Regions from separate parts of the Homo sapiens genome. Here regions 1 and 3 are each linked to region 2. Evidence: chromatin loops called from intact Hi-C (ENCODE). Cell type or tissue: ascending aorta. All regions are shown on one strand.

Region 1 (2,500 bases), 260 kb before region 2:
AACCAATTATACTCTGTTAGCTATTTTAAATTAAACAGTTAATTATTATTGACTATAGCCTCACAGGGTTTTTTTGTTATTTCAAAAATAAAGGAATGAAGAAAGAAGAATCAAACAATATAGATTATATACACATGCATTTAATAATTAGTTAAATACACGACTAATTTTGGCCAGGTACAACAGCTCATGCCTGTAATCCCAGCACTTTGGGAGGCTGAGGCGGGTGGATCACCTGAGGTTGGGAGTTTGAGACCAGCCTGACCAACATGGAGAAACCCTGTCTCTACTAAAAATACAAAAATTAGCCAGACATGGTGGTGCATGCCTGTAATCCCAGCTACTCAGGAGGTTGAGGCAGGAGAATCTCTTGAACCCAGGAGGCAGAGGTTGCTGTGAGCCGAGATCATGCCATTGCACTCCAGCCTGGGCAACAAGAGCGAAACTCAATCTCAAAACAAAGCAAACAAAAAAAAACCCACTAATTTCAAAATGTACAAGTCATAAAACATTAAGAATCTCCATTATACATTCATTAAGTCTACACATCTTGCTTTCTGCTATTTTTGCTTTTGAGACCTCTTTAAACGTTGATATCTTCGTCTGTAAAATGTGGTAACAATGTTTGCCTTGGGTGATTCATAGGGCTATTCTGAGATCTGAAAAAAATAATGCATATAGAAGTTATTTGAAGCTTCTGTTCTGTAGATATCAAGCATCAAAGATATTTTAGCTTTTGAAAGAGAGCAGGAGAGCTAAACAGTTTATCCCTGGTAGTCTAGTGGTTAGGAAAACACACCACACACACACACATACACACAAACACACACCCCAGTTTGGAATATTAGAGAGATCTTTATATTAAGTAAGGGTCAAGAGTTATTGGCCTAATAACTGCTCTGTCAAAAGCTGGGCTATTTCTCTCCAGTTAATTCACTTCTCTGATCTCCAACTTTCTTATGTGTAAATCAAAACAGAGGCAGGGACTTGAACAAGAAGAACAATTAAGGTCCCTGCCAACTTGAATTTCTATTACTCTCTCCTATTTACCTACCATGGTAGTTGGTATGACCTCCAATTTCATACTATTTCTTTTCCACTGTACCATTGGCCACAGTTGAAAACCACGCTCGGTCTCTCTTGATGGTTTACCTCAGACAATAGTCATTGCTGCTTGAATTTTCCTAGAAGAATGCCATTAAAAACAATCTTGATTTTTTTTAAGAAAGAAATGAAAAATCAATTGAGCCAGACGTTTACTTTGGAAAACAAATGGTTTGTTATCTGTAAGTGTTTTAATTGGCAAGGCAGAAAGCTGCCTGTTTACCAAACGGACCAAAAAAATGACTAGTCTGTGTATTTTCCTACTTTTTGCTCTTTAGCCATCAGGGTTATTTTAGGACAGAGAGCTCTTCCTATTTCAGTCTTCTGCTAGTTATCAGAACAACTTTTGTCAATATGTCAGTTGCTTTAGCCTTTATACTTCTAATAATTAGCACTATACACTGCATATATTAGGAGCTTAATAAAATGATCGTTTATGGTAATAATAGCAAATATTCATAGAGTGTGTAATATGTACAGTTCTAGGCACTTTCATGTGTTTAATGAGGTAAGACTTACAATAGTCCTGGGAGATGGGTACTATTATGTTTGTGTATTTCACAAATAAGCAAACAGAAACACAAAGGGATTAAATCATTGTCTTTATCTTCTTACTTACATGATGAGATTCTTAAGTTACTCCTCATCAATCAACTATTTTTTGAAATACCTATTTCTATATTCATTACCACTGATATATAGATAACCTTAAATTTTATTTTAAATTTTAATATGGGATTCCATATATTTTTCCTGTTCATATCAATTTCATTCTCTTCACCAGTTGTCTGCCTCATAAAAGCCATTTCTGCTTAGAATAACGCATTGTCTGGATCTTCAGGATAATGTTCCTTTCAACTTTTCAACTTTTTCTAACATAATTGTAAGATTACATATAGATTGCATATTTAATTTTCTCATTTTTTTATATAAAGTCAATAAATAAAATATATAAGGTACTCATGCCCCTGTTGCATTTCTTCCTGGGTAATTTGAAGCCCCGTCTCAAATCCAATGATGAGTGTTCCATTTTCAGCTCCACACTCTACTGAGGTAGAAAATTTCCTATCCATGCTATTTTGTCCCCTGATTTGCTGAACTGGTAAATAACAGGTATTGAATTTTCTAAGATACAGAGCACAGCCTGAGCTATTAGGAGAATTTCTCCCTAACTGCATCCCCCTTTACAGTGCCTTTAGCTGTAAGAACTAAATCAGACAGTCGTCATATGCCCCAGTCAGTACCTTTGGGCCGTGTTTCTCTCTGGGGGTTTATTCCACTGAAAGGACATAGAGAGAAAAGTACACCCTTGTAGTAACAAAATGACTTTTTTGTTCTCTGCTAGGCACTGACTCTGAACTTGTGACTAAAGTCTGGTTATACAGACAATATGTCA
Region 2 (2,500 bases):
GAGCCAGTGAGGCTACACAGGGCTACAGGACAATTGTGTTGTGTGGTCTGTGCTCTGCACATAGGCCCTGGCCTAGTGAGGCAAGGGGCTGAAATAGAGCCTGCATTCCATGTGCCAAGCCCAGTGTATTAGGGCCAGTTGGGACAACTGTGTCTATCTTTTTTTTAATTGTTCAATTTTTTTTAATTTTTTTATTTTTTTGAGACAGCGTCTCACTCTGTCTCAGTCTGGAATGCAGTGGCATGATCTTGGCTCATTGTAACCTCCGTCTCCCGAGTTCAAGTGATTCTCCTGACTCAGCCTCCCGAGTAGGTGGGACTAACAGTCATGCACCACCATGCCCGACTAATTTTTGTATTTTTAGTAGAGACGAGGTTTCACCTTGTTGGCAAGGCTGGTCTCGAACTCCTGACCTCAAGTGATCTGCCTGCCGCAGCCTCCCAAAGTGCTGGGATTACAGGCGTGAGCCACCGTTCTCAGCCAGGACAACTGTGTCTAAATGTTTTACCCAGAGGACACCCAATTCTGATGTCCACAGAAATGCTCTACAGGCTGGCAGAGGCTCTGGAGCTAGACATATGCCTCTGCCTACCCATTGTGAATTGAGAGATAGTGTTCCAGTGTGGTTAAAAGCTTATCGTAACTTGTACTTTATGGGGCTGTCCCTGGAGGGTAGGGTTATGTGTGTGTGTTGGTGTAGAGAGGCAGTGAGACACACATCAGTGAAAGCTTTGTTTACTTGCTATTTTTTTAAAGCACAGGTTCTGGGATCAGGAGGAAGGAGATGGTGTTGGAGGTGAGGCTTCCTTCTATGAGTCATGATTCCACTTACTTGACTTTAGCCTTTTGGAGTGTCCCTGGGGTTGGGTTTGTTGGAGGCTTCATTTGTGACCAGTACTGTGTGTGTTTTCACTCAGTACAGTTTTGAATAGATGCTACCACATTTACTTTACGGCTTAGTTGTATGGAACTCAAGAAGAAGGGATAAACGCTTGTCACCTTGGAGAGTATATATGAGACTCAGCTTAGTGATTTCAGTGGCAAAATCCAGCTCAGTGTTTCAAAAACTAAAACATGTTTTGAAAGCTTATAAAGTTGGTCTCCAGTGCCAGAAATTCCCATTTTGGACTGGCTTCAAGGCAATGAAAGCTCAGACACTGACTCATTGAACTATTTCCTTATTAATAACATAGTACCAAGCATTTTTGAGGGTTGAAAAAATAACTGAACTGTTGTCCAAAACCTTTGAGCCTCTCAAATGCAAAGCTTTTTAAAATTCTTAATTTTGAGACTTTTGTGATTTCAAAGGAAATCTGATCTATCTATCTCTTTATATGTTGTTTATTCTTAACTCATCCAAGTGCTATTTGGCCAAGATTGGCTTATGTTTAAAAAAAAAATCTCTTAAGTCATTTTATAAGCTGTTCAGGGCTTTATTTCTTTAGACCAGGAAGTTGTAAATTGCCAGCATTAAGCAGAAGGTGTGTTGTTGAGTGCTAGTTTTATTGAAAAAGAATGAGGTTTTATGTATTTTTGAGATTTGCTTTATTGACAATCCACCCCAAAATATCATTTCTCTTAGATATACTGTTAGAAAAGTCTCGCCTGAAGAAAAACAAAACAAAAACAAAGAACAACAACAAAAGACATAAAGTATTGCCTAGTTAGAACAATGACAATCCAAATTATTTTGATGAAACATAAGCACATTTAGAATTAACACAGGGTTTATCAAAGAGTTATGTAAGAGTAAAAATCAAAGGATTTATATAATTTTTATTCATGCTAATAAAATGTCATTCTGAGGGCTTGGCATTGTTATACATATTTATTAAACTGAATACTTTTCATTTGATATGGGCAGAAAAAATTGCTTTATCCAATTGCTACACTGAGGCAATTAAGGATAATTTAAAAAATTCAAGACAGTCAATAGAAAATGAGGGAGAAAAAGGAACTAACAAGTCTTATCTTTGATTTCATGTGAAAAGATTGATTTGGTTTTTCTAGCAAAAACAGGGATATAAATCCTGCCCAAATTTTGTATAAAATAAAGTTAATAATCTATAACTGATTCCCTCCATTACTATTTATCAGTATATAATTTGGCCAGTCAGTGGCTCATGCCTGTAATCCCAGCACTTTGGGAGGCCAAGGCTGGTGGATTGCTTGAGCCCACGAGTTCAAGACCAGCTTGGGCATCATAGCGAGACCCTGTGGCTACAAAAAAATACAAAAATTAGCTTCATTTGGAGTGCATGCCTGTAGTCCCCACTCCTTGGGAGGCTGAAGGGGAAGGATTGCTTGAGCTGGGAGGTGGAGGTTGCAGTGAGCCATGATCTTCACTCCAGCTTGGGCAGCAGAATGAGACTCTGTGTCTGTACAGTTCCCGGAAGTCCCAACCGGCCAGCATTTACCCAACCTCTCCTCCCAAATAAAAAACTTTCTTATAAAAGCCTCAGCTTGTAAGCAATCAGGGTCTCAGTCAGACTCCTGACTG
Region 3 (2,500 bases), 100 kb before region 2:
GGGAAAAGAAAAGAAAACGAAAACTTTCTCCCTAGGATAATCAATTTGTCAATTTGTTCTTTTCTGGTGTGTGTGTGTGTGTGTGTGTGTGTGTGTGTGTGTGTGTGTGTGTAATTTAAATGATTGCCCGGAAAGTATGCATGCGTCCTCAACAGTCAACTAGAGAGTCACAGATGGAAGGTTGGGGGACACCTGGGGATTCCAGGCAAGGTGAATCTTGAAGATCTTGAAGGAAACCCTTGAGTGAAATTTACCAAGCCGCGACTTAGAAGACAGTCACAACACTTCGCCTGTCCCTGGTGTAAACTGTTCTAGATAAAGCACAGATACTGACTCTGCGCTCTTATTTATGGTTGAAGGGGTGTGTGTGTTGGGGTGTATGTGCAGGGAGGCAATAGGATGACAACACTTTTAAAGCTGAGAACAAAATGCAGATTTCTTGGGTGTTGACTTGTCTTTGTCACATTTAATTGTTCTGCATTAATGGACATAGGTTGTTCTTGACTGTGTATGATTTATGACAGTAGACTATGCCTTTTGTTTATTTCTCTGATACGTTTCATTGGTCCGAAAAAATAACACTTTTAGCCTTCCAGGAAAGGACACAGTTATTTAAAAATTGCAACAGTAATTTTCATGTACTTATTCACGGTATGAATAGATGCTTAATAAAAACAATTAACTCCACCACAAACGAGGTTAAAAGGATGTGTGTGCCAATGTGCATCCCAAGTTGTTTATTTAAAAACTTCTTTGGCACTAGGAATAAATAATGCATTTGCAGTAAAGGAAAAAAAAATAAATGCCAGCAAATGTTTATCTTTTTATAAACCTGTTCCAGTAACGTTACTGAAAAAAGAATATATGTATACACACACACACACACACACACACACACACACAATACACACACATTTGCTATGCCAAGAAGTTCAGAAATTGAGGATGAAATTCATCCCAAAGTAAGATTGGCCATATAATTAAAAGCCCTTGCTGTGGGAAATATAAAATACTTAAAATGTTCAACATCAGTGTACTGGTATTTTAAGCTAGTTGAATATTTCTGATGGGAAATATACTCTAGAAACCCATATATTGATAGGATTGATTTTTAAAAGAATGGTTTTAAATTCCTTGCCAAATTTTCGAAGACTTTTATAAACAGAAGTAGCTTCTTTCCTGGACATCATTTACATGTAGTTTTATGAAAAAAATATTGTAATTAAATGGTTAGCTTACTGAATATATAAAAAAAGCAAGGTGAAACAGAAAAAAGTATACAACTTTATTTGTAAAATAGTCTATATAAAAATTCAGTATGGGGGGAAAAGTCCAGCAGTCTTGACGTTTGTCATGCAACAATCAGGATCTTTATTACAGACATGTTGGCACAGGAACAACATCTGATTTCATAACAGGGACATTTTATTATGCGTTACTTTAGTAAATGCTGCAGTTGATTTCATTGCCACCAGAGGGCAGATAAACTGCTAATTTCCTCTATTATTCCCTTTTCTGTTTTAGAGGGAAGTAGTTTATGTTTATCATATAATTTACACTTATTTTAGTTGTTCTTCTCTGGTTGAATATTTTTCTGTTATTTCCTGCTTTTGTTGGAGTTAAACAATTTACTTTGAAATATTACTCATTTGTAGAGTTTGTTATGAGAGTGTTGCTGTTGAGACATAATCACTAAAGTTTCTGTTTACATATAAACCTAGAGCACAGTGATATAATAGAGGGGTTAATTCAAGTGAACATTTATTGTAAAATGGACATCTGTCATATTGTTGGACAAAAGACAGGTTGATTATTTTATCAATCAATGACTTGAGGCTACCTGCAAAATTTTAAAAATATGAAATATGAGTTTCTTTTTCCTTTAGAGAACAGATACAAGTTTTGGAGCTTGAGGTTGGGTAAGTTTGGACTGAGACATAATTGTAGTGTAGAACATTTATATCAAAGGTAATTTTTGTTGTTGTTGTTCATGGATGTCTGCCTAGAGGTTTGGAATTATTATAATCAGGAGAATTTGCACATTTCAGTGTGATCTTCAGAAATAAACTCTTGTCAGGGAGAATGTATTTGAATAAAACTTAATAATGAAAGATAATAATTTTGCTCCAGACAGGTTTCTTCACTGTAAGCATCAGATACTCACAGAGTATGTAGAAAATATGTGTCCGGCCGGGCGCGGTGGCTCACGCCTGTAATCCCAGCACTTTGGGAGGCCGAGGCGGGTGGATCATGAGGTCAGGAGATCGAGACCATCCTGGCTAACAAGGTGAGACCCCGTCTCTACTAAAAATACAAAAAAAAATTAGCCGGGCGCGGTGGCGGGCGCCTGTAGTCCCAGCTACTCGGGAGGCTGAGGCAGGAGAATGGCGGGAACCCGGGAAGCGGAGCTTGCAGTGAGCCGAGATTGCGCCACTGCAGTCCGCAGTCCGGCCTGGGCGACAGAGCGAGACTCCGTCTCAAAAAAAAAAAAAAAGAAAAG

What was found. Hi-C counts contacts between places; a loop is a spot of excess contacts. Peaks named below come from ENCODE experiments on the same cell type or tissue, not always from the same donor. Only the 100,000 strongest peaks of a DNase experiment are listed, where the experiment ranks them.
Region 1: a loop joins it to region 2, with 2.6 times the contacts of the local background. A loop is called at or near these places in 3 of 110 quality-filtered maps.
Region 3: a loop joins it to region 2, with 6 times the contacts of the local background. A loop is called at or near these places in 28 of 110 quality-filtered maps.

Annotation. Positions count from the first base shown.
Region 1 is chr10:19,657,695-19,660,194 of GRCh38, forward strand. All of the region lies in intron 36 of MALRD1 (MAM and LDL receptor class A domain containing 1), which reads left to right. Among named protein-coding and RNA genes, the nearest start is that of MALRD1-AS1, 70 kb to the right of the region's middle. In ascending aorta, no CTCF peak of the experiment used is centred here; a DNase peak (open chromatin) is centred at 1,130; H3K27ac peaks cover 2,320 bases.
Region 2 is chr10:19,921,677-19,924,176 of GRCh38, forward strand. All of the region lies in intron 1 of PLXDC2 (plexin domain containing 2), which reads left to right. Among named protein-coding and RNA genes, the nearest start is that of PLXDC2, 110 kb to the left of the region's middle. In ascending aorta, no CTCF peak of the experiment used is centred here; DNase peaks (open chromatin) are centred at 274, 819 and 1,125; H3K4me3 peaks cover 1,057 bases; H3K27ac peaks cover 2,500 bases.
Region 3 is chr10:19,818,162-19,820,661 of GRCh38, forward strand. The region is part of intron 1 of PLXDC2 (plexin domain containing 2); the gene reads left to right. Among named protein-coding and RNA genes, the nearest start is that of PLXDC2, 3.0 kb to the left of the region's middle. In ascending aorta, a CTCF peak has its summit at 1,476 (motif pointing right); a DNase peak (open chromatin) is centred at 1,457; H3K4me3 peaks cover 2,256 bases; H3K27ac peaks cover 2,033 bases.